Linked DNA regions of Homo sapiens: region 1 is linked to region 2. A link is an interaction called in ENCODE POLR2A ChIA-PET data of the cell type or tissue named here. Cell type or tissue: OCI-LY7. All regions are shown on one strand. Links, peaks and the distances in the headings refer to the core of each region. The heading gives the core; the rest is flanking DNA.

Region 1 (7,801 bases), core at 2,254-6,253, 1.1 Mb before region 2:
CCACTTAAAAAAATCTTTATGGAAACACATTCTATTCAGAGAGCATAGCTTCTGCAAAGACCCTGAAGCTAATTGGGAAGAGAAAGAAATCTGCCTGAAGGAAGGAAAATGGGATAAAATTACCTCAGATAAGTCTTAGGAGGTGGGCAAATATCTGTTAACAAACGGGTTTTGTTAGAGTATCACAGTTTTTATTCTAAATGGACAAGAAAAACCATTGGAGTATTTCAAAAGACCAAAATAATTTAAAATTTGACTTTGGGGAGGTCACCCCTGAGGAAAACTTTATCAGAATGTGAGAGCTAGAAGGTACTTTGAAACTTGTGTAATTCACACTTCTCTCTCTGCTTATCAGAAAACTGCAATTCCCAGATAGGTCAAATGATTTAGCCATAGTCACAGACTTTATTTGTGGTAGAGCCCACAGGATTGAAGGTATTTTATTCTATTTCATCTCTTTTTTCCTTTCCTTTCCTTTCCTTTCCTTTCCTTTCCTTTCCTTTCCTTTCCTTTCCTTTCCTTTCCTTTCCTTTCCTTTCCTTTCCCTTTCCCTTTCCCTTTCCCTTTCCCTTTCCCTTTCCTTTCCCTTCCCTTTCCCTTTCCCTTTCCCTTTCCCTTTCCCTTTCCCTTTCCCTTTCCCTTTCCCTTTCACTTTCACTTTCACTTTCACTTTCACTTTCCCTTTCCTTTTCCTTTCCTTTCTTTTCCATTGTGTGTCACTCATATGGCCTTTTCTCTTGTATCTCAATTCCTTTCTCACTGCGTCTATTTATATATGGCCACTACCTCAGATCCGTAAGTAGATACTATAGAGTCATTTGTGTTCAGCTGCTCTGATTATCCCTGGGTTCCTTTGGTTCAGTGCCTCTTCTGGCCCTCTTCCCTCTCCCTATGAGCGATTTGCCTATGTCACCAACAACCCAGTCAGATCTCTCTTATTTTCCTGTGCTCTAGAGTAAACTGTCTCAAATTTTTAAAATTTGAAAACCATCCTTGAAATGAGTGTTCCAACAAATTTGTCTACATTGATTGACATGTTTTGATAATTGGTCTAGCTACAAAATTGGTTTAGTATGGGGGTGATAGTAAAAAGAGGTAAACTCTGGAAGCCTCTGGCAACAACCACTGGAAGAGTTGGCAGGAAGATTTCATTTCTTGAGTTTTCAGCCTGCTACTCAAGACAGTTTCTTTAAGGCAACTTCACTACCTGGAGGTTAGCAATAGTACCTTGTCCAGACTTCTACCTGTGCTCATTTGATAGCTAATTTTTCTTTATTGTCAGAAGATACTAACAGACCTATTTTGACATCTCTCCCTGATACTCAAAGAAGAAATAGAGACCCCCCCTTCTGTTTATGTTCTTTCCTGTGTTTTACCTGAAAATGGAAGTGCTGTTTTAATAACTTATTTTTCCCCTGAAAAGGAAAGTTTTTTTGACATAAAAGAACCCAGGGTACAGTTTGATAAACAACCTCTGACTTTAAAACTTTTATGGAGATCAGCAATCACTATATGGTAAAACTTTATACTAAAACCCTTTGAAAAACACTCTGGAAAGTTATTAACTGGTTTTATTTTTTTTTAATTTTTACTCTATTATAACTCTAGTACTAGTGCTTACCAGAACTTACACATAAAGTGAGAATAGTAAATACACAAATAAATTTGTATAATCACTACAGCAGTGATTCCTGCATCTGAATGGACATCAGAATCACCTGGAAGTCTTGTTTAATACACAGAGTGCTGGGCCCTGACCCCAGAATTTCTGATTCAGTGAGTCTTGGGTGAGGCCTGTAGTTTTTCATTTTTAACAAGTTTGAGTTTGATACCAAAGAACAAGTTGCAGAGTGATTCCAAGGGTGCTCACTTTAAGAAGCACGGGTGTGAAATCCTAGCAATGAAAGATGGCAGAGCATATCATAGTTAGATTCATGGAAAGAAACAAGAGCCACCGTTTTTATGAGGATTTGTATAGAAACTGTACCAGTCATTTAGCTTTCTACCTTTTCTCCTAGTAGAGAAATTCATCATCATCTTCTTTCCTCATATGTACCTGGATTAATAAATTTTGCTGTTTGTTCTTCGAACCTTTCCCAAGATCTGAGCCTCTTATTAAACCAAGAATATATGAAGTCTAAAAACCATGGAAAGAAGTGTTCTTCATTCTACATTTTTATATAGTTGCTTGGGTTATTTATAATGAGCATAAATTGTAATTTTATTCATTAGACTGACTACAGCATGCTCCTTCTTCAGCTCATGGAACATTTGAGACCCGCTTAACAGAAACTATGAGAAAGAGAGGATATAACTCTGAGGATGATTTCCTTAAACTCTCTGAACCTCAGTTTTCTAATGTCCAATATAGAGGTAACAAAACACATCCGAGAAGGTTTGGGTAAAGATCTAATGAGGTAGCACTTATGACATGGCTGGCACAGAACACAGTAGCACATATTAAATGATGAATGGTAATCAAACTTGTTGATTATACTATAATTACTAAAGTCAAAATGCAATTTGTGTAAAAACAATCTCTATGCTCAGTGATGCCAAAAAGCTGATTTATTTAGAATATTGAACTAAAGATTTCAATCAATTAAAATCGGTGAAGTTAAGCATTCTATAGACAAAACAATTTGCATTTTCTGACATAATGCATACTTTTAAGGAATTGTGGGACTAAATCCAAAGGAGTAGGGTGATTATGCTGACACATACAAAGGCATTTTATAGCTGACCTTATCCATATCCTGCCAATAAGCCCTTACCTTAACCACCGCATTGTATGCAGGCCCAACTTCTACATTATAGAACCTGAGTTCCTTTACTTGAGGGCTTTCTGTGGCCACTGAATCCCACTTTTGCACTTGTGTGGTAGGCTTGCAAGTACTGGGAAATTAACATTTCCCCAACAGCCTTTAACAATTAGGGAAGATGATACAGAAATAATACCCCAATTTCTTCACCCCTGAATGGGATAACCCGCAGGCATATATTTCTCAGGGCTTTCTAACAGGATTAAACTCTAGTCATTAACAGTGTTTGCTGGGATTAATAAGTATGCCCATATGGATGTCTCTTCCCTTTCTTGTCTCAATTCCCCATTCAGCTACCAGAATTTCTTTTACATGGCACACATAAATAAACTACTTATATTTGAAAGCTAATGTCAGGTTTGACCCCTGGAGGAACACAGACTAAAGATACAGTGTGTATGTGTGTGTGTTTCTAAAATACATGTACGCATTTGAAGTTAAGGAGTGTAAATGTCTCCCAACCGAAGACCACCACCAACTCTCTTGTAGCTGAACAAGTTGGGTTCATTATTTTTTGCAATGAGGGAGAATACACAACATGGAGGCCAGGGGGTGCGTGTGGATGAAAAAAAAAAAAAACATTGTAGGATTTGTGCTTGTGTTAGGGGATTTGAGGGAGGGTTTAAAAGCTTTACTTTGGATTGCTTGTCATTAGTGTGTAGGGATAGCTATATGGGTATCGTATCTTGTCCAGAAGGAGAGAAGACCAGAATGAGGCTAAAGTTGCAATTAATAAAGAAACGGCGTTCGTTCATATTAACCAGGATAGGAGAGTGTTGGGCGTTTTGTGGTTTGGGTAATGTTGATGTTTTTGTCTGGATTCAGACATGATTATGGAATGATCTTGTCATGGTCTTGATCCATTATGGAAACAAAGTGGCCTTTTCCAATGTTGAAATTCTGTGAAACAGTTTATTTTCCACTTGAGAAGACCAAGGCATAGCTGGGTGTCAGGCCAGCTTCTGATATCAGCAGCTCCTTTTTTGGTTTCTCTTTCTCTCATGTGTTTTCAATTCTCGAACGAAACTTTCTTTTATCAAAATATGTTCCTAAATATAGCATCAAGGGGACCTTTCTATGTTAAGTATCCTTTAACTTAAATAATGATATTTGTGATGGTTTCAATATTATTCATCCAAGTAATTTATAAGTGATTTCAATTCTAGACTGCCAAATATTTTTTAACCTAGTTAATATTGAAATATTTGTTTCTTGCCTTTTCCAAACAATTGTATTTATATCAATGTGTATATATTTGACCACAAATCCATACCTCCATGCAGACTACTTTTCAGTCTATTCTTGTTACAGATCTGTTGTATTCTTATAATAAATTATTTCTTTAACTTTCCAATTTCAACTAAACTTAAATTTATGGAAGAGACTGGAGTTCATATTAGATTTATTTTTGTAATTCTCATTCTAACTGGGATGTTGTGAGAAAGAAATTATATGATTCATAGAAATGCATTTTGGATGTAAAGTTATTTTCATGCTATTAAGAGAGCATTCTTTATTTTTCAGAGAGCTAAAGAAGAGGCCCAACAAAAAGAAGCGAAAGTGAAACTCCTTACTGAGTCTGTAAATAGTGTCATAGCTCAAGCTCCACCTGTAGCACAAGAGGCCTTAAAAAAGGAACTTGAAACTCTAACCACCAACTACCAGTGGCTCTGCACTAGGCTGAATGGGAAATGCAAGACTTTGGAAGTCAGTTGCTTTTCTTGGTCTTTGTCAATGATATGTCAATACATGGTCATATGTGAGGCATAGTGGTTAAGAACATGGATACCAGTGCAAAACAACTTTGGCTTGAATTCCTCATTCAGGCACTTATAAGTTGTATGACTTTGGGCCATTTGCTTAACTTGTGTAAACCTGTTTTCAATCTGTCAACTAGACATAATACATAATTCATAAGTTGTTGAGAAAATTAAATGAGCTATTCTCTTTAAACTACTTAGCCTAGTACTCAATATATGTGAGTAGCTATGCTTCTAATTCTCATTACTATTATTAGGTCATAAAATCCTATAAATTTTCTCCAGATTTATAGACAATGATCTTTATTTTTTCTTATTTTTGTATGTACATAAACTTATTTAAGTATCTTTGGGGAAAAGCATTCTGTAGAGAAGTATGTTTTTACTACAATTGTCTTTAGTAATTGCCGTGCCCCATAGAGTTCTTTGTTAGACATGTTACCTAACCAGCTCTATATTTTTTGATGGTTTGCATTATATTTATGTATTATCACAACTTCTGCTTTAACTTTTATGGATGGGCCTTACTGTCTAGATTATGCTTATCTGAATTTAGATAAAGAAAGCAGGTGCCTCAAATGATGGCCATGTAATTGCATCAAAAATAAGCTATGACCTTTCTTATGAAAATACTGTGCCAAGGGGCACAAAACTTTATCCACTACAAATGCTGATGCTGCCAGACATTGCACATGAGTTGGACTTTAAGCCCCCTTCCCTCACACAGACTGAGTTATTTTGGTGAATATGGTTAATAAAGTGTTCAGGTACCTCTTTACTTTTGAAAAACATTATTTAGTTTGCTTCCTATGTTGAGGGTTTGATATTTAAAGAAAGATACGATTCAGATCAATAATAAAGTACACCTTTAAAAATATTTTAAAATGTATTTGTAGCTAAAGTACCCCATATATTCCCAATACAGTATTATCATTTTCCAATTGTAAAATGTGATCCGAGTTTCTCCATTATCAGTTCTAAGCTCTTCTTTACTCATCCTTATTCTTTTCTTTTAAATGCAATTCACTCCTCAGACTCTTGAAAAGTGCCTTCTATATGTCAGGAAATATTACAGTTTCTGAGGATATAATGACGTATCTTATGTATCAGTGTTATGTGAGTGCTATATAAAATATAACAAAGAATGGGAAGGGAAGGGATCTGATGGCACTGTACATGTCTCAAGAAAACCACAATTAATTCACTAACATGTTACAATAGGGAGGGACTTTTTGTACCCAGGAAATGCTTTCTGACAATGTTTAAATAAAACACCTACTATTACTTTCTTATGTTCTTAATGTCCTTAAATAAGCATCATTGTTCCCTATTATTCATGTTGTTCATTTAAATGATACTCCGTGATTCATTAGAAATTTATATTGGAGTACATTTTCCGAAGGGATTTTCTTAAGTTTTCGTATTAATAACAAACTTTTCAAGACCAATTATTGGATTATTTTTCCATTTCCTTCTCATGTATAATAACATTTCTAACATTCCCTATTCATATTGAAGTTATCAAATTATTGAGTTCCATTTTAGTCCTTTTTCACTGGTTTGGAATATGTACTTTATTTTATCTTATAAATATTTCTCTATACCTCTCTAACAATAATATGGTGGAAACATTAGCATAGTTTAACTCTGAACCTACCTCTTCCGTTTTCCGCGTTATTGTTGCCTCATATTTCATTTTCACCTTATTTCCCCCAAATTAGTCCATATAATTGCTGTTGCTGCTGCTGTTGTTTTAACTATTTCATATAATATTTATTTAGATTTACCGATGCTATTTTCCCAGTTTTTGTGATCAGTTTTGCCTTTTGTTCTTCCCTTTGCTTCTGTGTTCAGTTTCTTTCTTGCTCTTTCCTTGAGTGTGAGTAGCAAATGTGTTCAGATTTTACATATTGAAAATGCCTTTATTTTGCCCTGAGTATTGGATAATGATGCAGTTGAGCAGGAAATTATGTAAGGACAGGTTTTTTTTTTTCCTACAACACTGAAAATATTATTTGTCTTTTGAAATTTTTTGCCTTTAGGAAATCTGCTGTCAAGTTATTGTTTCTTTATCATTTTCTCTGGTACCTTTAAATTTTCTCTTCGTCCTGTCTGCTCTGCAGTTTCACCCTATTTTGTCTTCTACAGTTTCACTCAACTTTGTCTGTGTGTAAATTTGCTTTCATTTATACTTTGTCACCTGGTGTGTTAATTAGAACAGATACGTTATTTCTTTAGTGGTTCTGCATTGTCTTTGTGAAGATTTTCTTTTTCCCAATCTCTTCATTCCTTCCTAAGGGAAAACTTTCTTAGAGCTATTAAGACTATCCCCTTCTTATATTCCAGTTACTGGTTTCCCTTTAATATTTTCTATATTCTTATCTCTATCTGCTCAATTTTGGATACTTTTCTAAAATCTGTCTTCCAACTCTCAAATTCTCGCTTCAGCTGCCTGTGGCGTAATTTATCCTTCAATAGAGAAATAGTCTCATCTTTGTCTGTATATATATTTATCTCTCTACATTTATGTATGTGTGTTTATATTTTTTCAAAAAACATATTTTCCATTTCTCAATATTTTATTGAGTTGTTTCACAAATCTGTTCTTTGTTATGGTTTTCTTCTTTTTTGTGATTAATTCTATGTATTCCTTTAAACAACTTAAACAGATACCATCTGTTTGACTGAAATGTTTCAACTTAATGAGTAATAAACATGACACCGTCTTATTTTTCCAATAACTACACCCAACTCTGTCAAATTTCACCTTCTGCCTGGTAGTTGGCTTCTTTAACAATATTTCTCTGGGATCTCATTACTTTTTATTCACTTTTAGTTATTAAAATGTACTCTAATTTAAATTTAAATATCATAACTTAATCAAATATTTCACAAGTTTAGATTAATCTGTTGCTTCAGCAATTTATACAGACGCAGGAGTGAGAATAAATGGTCTCACAGTCTCCTCCTCCATCCCAGTTTCTGGATACAGATCTACTGTCGATATAAGGGAGGGTGAAGAGGGAAAAATACTCTCTTCATGTGAAAGTCCTTTTTTTGCTGCTCACAACTGCTGTTCCCTTTTGTTAAAACCCACACACATCTATAATGCCTAGTCTGTTGTCCCTCTTCTATATATTATCACCACTGACCTGGCTCGTTCTCTATAGACTTGATTCGCTCTGTTGAGGATCCAGATTGGCCTTATTCATATGAGCT
Region 2 (7,801 bases), core at 2,313-6,312:
GCTTTATTCATGATTGCCAAATGCTAATCAGTCTATGGGCCTCTGATTTTCACTGCATAAAATATAGACTAATCTGTTTATCATTCATGCTGATGAATGGTGGATAAATGGTCTAGCTAAGAATGAAAGATCTGTTGTATAGATGTCATTGGTCTAGGAAGACAGAGATGTAGAAAGAAGTACCATAAGCCCAGGCAGTTAGATACTATTCAAAGGCATTTCTCTCTGCCATACTTTATACTACATGTGGCACATTAACAGTAGTTAGGAGTGGATTCAAGGCTGCAGATAAATGCTGCCCAGGTGAGAGAGAAAGAATTGGTTCCACAATTAACCATCATTCAGACAACACATCATAGCTATGTGATTACAAACATTATTTGTGTGGTGATTAACATTTTACAAAGCAATTTCATATTGATTTCCTCATTTTATCCTGACAACATTTTGGTGAGGGAGATATCATTATTCCCATTGGAATATAAGGAAAATAAGGCTTAGGCAGGAAAAAGACTAGCTTAAGATCATGAAGTGATAGGGGAGTCAGGACTCAAATCCAGTTCTTCTGAATCTGTACTCTGGACATTTTCTGCTATATCCAGCTCCCTCTCAAGATGCTGGATTGGGCTTTGAAATAGAAAGCCAACATCCTGAGTGCCTTTCTAAACTCTGAGTTTTACAGTCTATCAGGGGAAGAGGAGAGTGTGAGAGGAATGTTCCCAAATAATCTACTGTATCAAGCAGTATATCTAACTTGCTTTGAGAATTATGCCAACTAAATACTATTGACCTGCAGAAAATTGATTTTTCTCTTTACACTTATATCAATAAAGAGAGGCTTCTGCTGCCATAAGTGTAATTTATGTAAAATGTTTTTAAAACATTCATAGCCTTTAATCAAGTAAATATACTTCTAGGAATTTTGCTTTAAAAAAGTAACTAAAATATGTGCAAAGATTTATCTACAAAGATGTTCACTGTGGCCTTACTTAGAACAGTGAAAAACTGGAGACAACTTATATGTTCCCAAAGAGGGAATTTATTCAATAAATCATGGTACATCCATAAGTGGGAATTTTTTAGCAATGAAAAATCTGTTGTAACCCTACAAGCCCACTCTTAAGCATTCATCTTAGAGAAATGAAAACTTATGCTTATGCAAACACCTGTACACAAATGTTGATACCAGCTTTATTCATGATTGCCAAATGCTAAAAGCAACCTAATGTCTTTGAACAGGTGAATGGATAACTAAGCTGTAGTACACCCATATAATGGCATACTACTTAGCAATGAAAAGAAACAAATCGTTGATACAGCAATATGGATTATGCATTATGCTGAGTGAAATAAACCAGTATCAAAAGGTTACATACTGTATTTATATGACATTCTGGAAAAGACAAAACAAGTCTAGTAGATCCTCCCTAATGCCTTTTGTTCAACCCCAGAGGTGAGTTTTCTATTTTACCTCCAGTGATTGCTGTATCGGTTATTTATCTAAACTGTCCCCACTTTTTTGACCCACCTATGTTATCAAACTCCAAATCCACCAAGTATGAGAAAAGTAGAGAGATGAATGAAGGTATTTGTGTTGGAATTCCAGAAAGTGCTCTTTTGGCATGTCTTAAAATAACATTAGCATTCTTTTTAATTTTCTGGTTAGGCCCCTATGTTGATTAAAATATGACTTAACACCAGGGTGCATCACTTGGAACATTCTGTTCATCATGCATTTAAAAACGGCTGAAATAACAACTTCCCCTAAATAATGTGGCCTGTGCTTGTGATTTTCAAAACTACCTTGGGCACAATATTGAATCCTGTCACCTCAAGGAAGGAAAAGCATTTGAAGATAGAATTGCTACCCTTTCTTGCTCTTAATAACATACTGTGTCTGTAACACAAAAGGAAATTCAGAGGTTGGTTTTGCAATAAATAAATGCATGTGTAGTTTGCTATCTAAATTCAGTGGACAATACCCCATGATGCTGGTGCCGTATGATAATGGTTGATTTGTACATTCAAGAATCTGAATCACAAAGCTGCCCTGGAATTACACGTAGTGGTTATAAGCACATCTGTATAAGAAAATACCAAAGGACAACCCGGTGTCATATAGAAACTATTTGCCGATAAATTTGCTTTTGATGGGCTACTAAAAATGGACACATCAGGCATAAAAGATGTGTGTGTCTATTACGTAGGCTAGCTTTATGAAGAATGACAAGCTTCCACTGGTACACTGAGATAAGAAACAGCTGTTGTTGGCATCAGTACTGCTACAAGAAATGAAAAAATTCTGTGGCACACTTGTGAGCACTGCCACATATTTGATCAACTTTTGAATAGATGGAAGACCAGAATCATCTGGCAGCCCCAAATGAAATTGTCGACAACCCTTAAGAATCTCTTGAGAAGGAGCACTGAACCCAATTCCGTAGAACTATCATCCAATTGTGTGTTATTTCTAAAGCAAGTAGTTCCAGTGTGTGTGTATGTGATTATGATGGGGCAGGGAAGGAATGAGGGGAGGCTGTTGTTATTTTCCTTTTTTTTTTTTTTTTTATTGTGTCAAGGACATTTTTGAGCATAAAATTGTAAGGTTTCAAACAATGACTGCAAAGCAGTTGCTTAGGTGAATTTATAAACTGTGAATCAAAGGGGAAAAACATCTTTCAGAAAAAAAATACACTGAATCTCACCATTGGACCTATTTGATGGCTACACATAAGACAAAAAGCTTTTTTAAGGAAAATAAATGAACACTTAAGAACTGCAATTACAAAAGCTTGAAATTTCATATTGATCTAGAATTTATAATATTTTTAAAATTCTTTAAAAATATTTTCAGCTATTTAGTTCAAGCATATTCTGATAACTTCTCTGACATTTAATTGAAAATTTTCCCCTTTTAATGTAAACATAAAAAGTCAACTCTAGATACCCTACGTAGGTCTTCCCATTAGCTCAGCCAGGCAACGCCAATTTTCCTCTGTCTCTCGCTGCTTAGAGGTTGTTTCTTTCAGGCCGAAAGCCCCTAAGCCAGGCCAGGCAGCCAGCAGCCCTCTCCAGCACACTTCTTTCTGAGAGACGCCTAAGAATAGTGTAGGAAATCCAAAGTGATTCTTCTGCTATCAGAGGATGGTCTAGCATCCTCCAAATTAGAAAGAATTTCTGGACCACTAGAATGATAAAAAAAAAAAAAAACTAGAAAGGTATAATAAGAGAAATTGTGAGGCCTCAGCCCATAGATACCTTTAAGGAAAGAATAGCCATTCTTTTCTCAGTTTAGGTATTCACAGGCTTGGCATTCACAGCCAGTGAGGGCTGGACCAAGAGCTCTCTGGAGTTCTCTTCTTCCTTTTATGATGCTGGTATTTTAAGAAGAAGGTACACTGAGCAGCCAGGAGCTATAATTTCTGGCTCTCCACCATGTTTCCTGCTATAGAGGGCTAGCTTTTTAATATTTCCATAACAACAGACTCTGACCAGATAGGTCAGGAAGTCTAGCCCATGGTTTGTTTGTTTGTTTGTTTGTTTTTCAGTTGGAGTTTTGCTCTTGTCGCCCAGGCTGGAGTGCAGTGGTGCGATTTCAGCTCACTGCATCCTTTGCCTCCTGGGTTCAAGTGATTTTCCTGCCTCAGTCTCCCGAGTAGCTGGGATTACAGGCACCTGCCACCATGCCCGGCTTTTTTTTTTTTTTTTTTTTTGGTATTTTTAGTAGAGATAGCGTTTCCTCATGTTGGCCAGGCTGGTCTTGAACTCCTGAACTCAGATGATCTGCCTGCCTCAGCCTCCCAAAGTGTTGGGATTACAGGCGTGAGCCACCACGCCTGGCCTTAGCCCATGTTTTTAAATCAGATCTTATTTACTCTGTGAACTTATTTGGACAGGAGAGCTGCATCCTACAGAAGAAAAAAGGACAAGAGAAGAGTTGGGAAGAGAATGAGAAAGGCAAAGATGGAAAGGGAAGCAGGGAAGGCAGGAGGAAGGGAAAAGAAAGGAATAGAGAAAGAAGGACAGAAAGAAATGGAAAGTCAGAGACTACTTCAAAACAGCAGCTAAATGTCTTTTTTCTCTGTATTAAAAATTTCCGTCTGCCAAAATGAAAAAGCATAATTACCGGCCAAATACAAATCCATTTCCTATATCGTTTAAATGACATATCTCCAAGGTACAAAACAGCATGTCTGGTTAAAGGTTGGGTGATTTGATCCCTCTATTACTCTATATAAAACAAAGAAGCTGGAGTTTCATTACGCTTAAATTGTCTGGCAGTGGGTGAAGTTAACTTTTATTAGAAGCTGTTCTTTCATATTATACAGTGTAGTCGAGGATATATTAGCTTTGACGTTTTCTTACATCTCAATACACTGCGGAGTGAATTTACTGTGAGACTAATTTAAAAGGGAGTTTTTCATAGGAGGAAATAATGGTCAGCATCAGCTGTGCTTCAAATTATTAGCAGAATGAAAATTCAGGGGAAAAAGTATAGACACATAAAGTTGCTAGATATTAATAAGAATGCGTCTTTTATTTCTGTTTCTGATAATATTCTGTGTTTCTTAAAGCTCCAGTGTCTTAAAACTATATTCAGGAGGAAGATTATATTGTTGAGGAAATGTTATAGTGCCTCCTCAACAAGATTATTTTGTCTTAAAGAAAGAAAAAAAACCATCAGATCAAACAGTATATAAAATATATTTGTAGAGGTTCAGCTTTAGGGAAGAAATCCTACAACTTAAGCCTGAAAAAAAAAAAAACAATGCAAAGATCATTCATTTGACCAATACACAGTGAAGTCATAATAAAACAAATTCCTAGTATGTGAAATGAAATTTCACGTATAGGATTCATCACTCATAACAAAAGTCTTATTACGCTCTGATATCAGTAGACATTCCCTCACTTTTGGTCACCTTTTCTAATAAGATCACACTGGTCAGCTGACATTTTGAGGCACCAAATTAAGCATCTATTTGGTAAGTGAATTTGGATTCTCTTTAAACCAATAAAGATAAAAACAACCATATCAGAGTGATAAGCATATTACTTTAGCTTCAATAACTTAGAATGTAAATATATCACAGAGGGATATTTCAGCTACTGAAATAATAAAATCCAGTCAGTCAAATAGTAAAAAATATTGAGAACCAGCAACAGGAAGTATTATAAAAAAAAGCACTCAAGGGAGACACATACAAGAAACCCCGTCAGTCTACTCATTCAGTTTCTTATCTGTTCTATAGGTTTAGCAGTGGAAATGTTTGTGGGTTTTTTTTTTCTTCGCATTTATCTTTGTGCCTGAATGAGTTCAGTTTCGCTTAGATTAGGACAGAAATTTCAGAACAGCAGGTTAATCCATCCTGTCTTCATGGGCAGCTGAGCAAACAGACCAATATCAGTGTAAAATTGTAATTCTGGAGATTAATGTTGTCTTTCCTGTTTGCGATGAATTTGACCTCCTTGCCTTTCTTTTTTTCCTCCCTTCTTTTCAGCGTCTGTCCAGGGTCCCTGGGAGAGAGCCATCTCGCCAAACAAAGTGCCCTACTATATCAAGTAAGTTGGAAGTATCACATTTTTAAAAGAGCATTTATTGTGACTAACCTGTATATTCACAAGTGAGTTTATTTTTAAAATGCGACATTAGCCTGGCCTACAATACCTGTGTCTTTTTTTTCCTGAGGAAGCTTGGATAAAAAACTTATTCTAAAATTACCATTGTAAATTTGCTGATGCAATGGGGAACGACTTTTAAGAAAAGTTTATTTAATGCAGGATATATGGTGTGTTTTGTGACAGAGGGGGCGGATTTTTCACAATAGAACCAAAAGCTCCAGATAATTTTATTGATAGTGGGAGTCAATCTTTGCGAGAACAATTTCTTTTATTTAGGGGTTTTCTCACATTTCTTCTTCCGTCAAAGATAGAAGATTTCCGCAGTTATATGTACACAACTGTTTTGGGTGAATGAATACTACATGTTTCCAAAAGGCAGAAAGCAGCAGTCCTCGACTCGTAGGGCTTAGTTGTTCATTCTTGATACATAACACTCAGTATTTGTCACCTAACAACAGAAAGATACTGTTTTCTGGAAACATTTGTGCCAGTCAAAAGAATACGAGTGCTTGGAAGCACCTTCTGTAGTATTTTGCATGAAATATAAATGACAATACATTGGGTCAACGTGGAAGAGAGAGGAGAGAGGATATTGAGTGATTACGATACCTTCACAGTCTCTCATCCATTGTGCACTAGAGTCTAACTTAAATTTAACTTTGAATTGGAAACCTCAACAACAATTACAATTTACTGGGTTCATAAAATAGTCCTCGATACCAACCGAAGTCTTTGAACTTGCTTCTGCCATGAGTCTGACTAAAAATATTAGATGTTTTCCCATTTTTTTCCGCCTGCCATCTTTTATCGAATCTGTTTTTATTCTTTCACTGTCCATCAATTCTTCTTAATTCGGTTCTAAAGCAATAACAGCAGTCCTAGATCTTCATTACTACAGTCCTCAAGAAATTTGATTTTATGCCTCTATTTTGTTAACTCAGAAAAATGGGAGTGAAGGTAGTCTTTTGACTCTTTCAGGAGAAATACATACTTTAGGAAACGGTTTACCATTTGTCTTATTACATTTTTCCAGATGAGGTATCTCTTAACTTGAAAATTCTTTTTTAGTATGTTTGATTCTGCTTTTTAGTTTTCATATTTTATGAATTTAATTTTATTATTGTTATATTTAATTCATTAGTCACTCAAAACTGTACATTTTAAATACCTATTTAAATCACATGCTTTATTAAATAATATATTGCTGTAGACATGCACTGTATATTACCTTACATCCACTGTATATTTTATGGAACAATTTTCTTCAAACTCTAGACAGTGATTTCCTACATCAGTGTCTTTGTCCTCACAAATTTTTATTTCCGACTAAGATGTTTGAGACCTGCTACTTCTTCAACCAATTCATAAAGCTCTCACTTTTATCCAATTCCTTTATGAGCTGAAATAAAGACTCTTTTTCTCCTTTCATAGATGAGGTTTTAGGATCACTGGAGAATTCAAGACACCTTTAAGCTATTATTCTCCAAATGACTACTTGTTTGGGGCTCACTAGAGGTCTCACATGGATTGCTAGGGTCTCCCCGGTCCCATTGTCCTTTCCCTATATATTCATCTTCTCCCTGATGTTACTTCTACTACAAGAGATCCCAGTACATTGCTGTGAGGGAATGGAAATGAACTCCGTCCAAAAAATAATAAAGAGACAAATTCCAGAAAAGCTGTAATTCCCTTCTGTGTATTAGTCTCTTGCTGTTTCTCAGTGGAATTAGAGAGCAGCTACATATCCTATTTGTCCAATGCTCCTTCATGTACCTAAAGACCATGGTGATGGTATTGATAAGGGCACAGATCTATGAATAAGAAAACTTCAATTTTAGTCCTCCAGTCTAGTCTTAGAGGCTCTGTCATTAGGCGACTGTATGGCTTTAGGCAAGTCACTTAACCTATAAAAATCTTGGTTTCTTTCTTTTTTTTTTTTTTTTTTTTTTTTTTTGAGATGGAGTTTCACTCTGTTGCCCAGGCTGGAGTGCAGTGGCCCGATCTCGGCTCACTGCAACCCCTGCCTCCCGGGTTCAAGCAATTCTTTCGTCTTAGCTCCCGAGTAGCTGAGACTACAGGCACCTGCCACCATGCTTGGCTAATTTTTGTATTTTTAGTAGAGACGAGGTTTCACCATATTGGTCAGGCTCGTCTCGAACTCCTGACCTCAGGTGATCCA

What was found. ChIA-PET counts read pairs that join two places held together with the same protein. Peaks named below come from ENCODE experiments on the same cell type or tissue, not always from the same donor. Only the 100,000 strongest peaks of a DNase experiment are listed, where the experiment ranks them.
Region 1: POLR2A ChIA-PET joins it to region 2 with 14 read pairs; 1 of 35 experiments calls an interaction of 5 or more read pairs at or near these places.

The regions. Positions count from the first base shown.
Region 1 is chrX:32,445,184-32,452,984 of GRCh38, reverse strand. DMD (dystrophin) reads left to right here. Exons shown (of 79, transcript NM_004006.3): 27 at 4,347-4,529. Among named protein-coding and RNA genes, the nearest start is that of MIR3915, 130 kb to the left of the region's middle. In OCI-LY7, for the core only: no CTCF peak of the experiment used is centred there; DNase peaks (open chromatin) are centred at 3,804 and 4,414; H3K4me3 peaks cover 923 bases; H3K27ac peaks cover 3,004 bases.
Region 2 is chrX:31,321,359-31,329,159 of GRCh38, reverse strand. DMD (dystrophin) reads left to right here. Exons shown (of 79, transcript NM_004006.3): 62 at 5,502-5,562. Among named protein-coding and RNA genes, the nearest start is that of FTHL17, 250 kb to the right of the region's middle. In OCI-LY7, for the core only: no CTCF peak of the experiment used is centred there; no DNase peak of the experiment used is centred there; H3K4me3 peaks cover 820 bases; H3K27ac peaks cover 362 bases.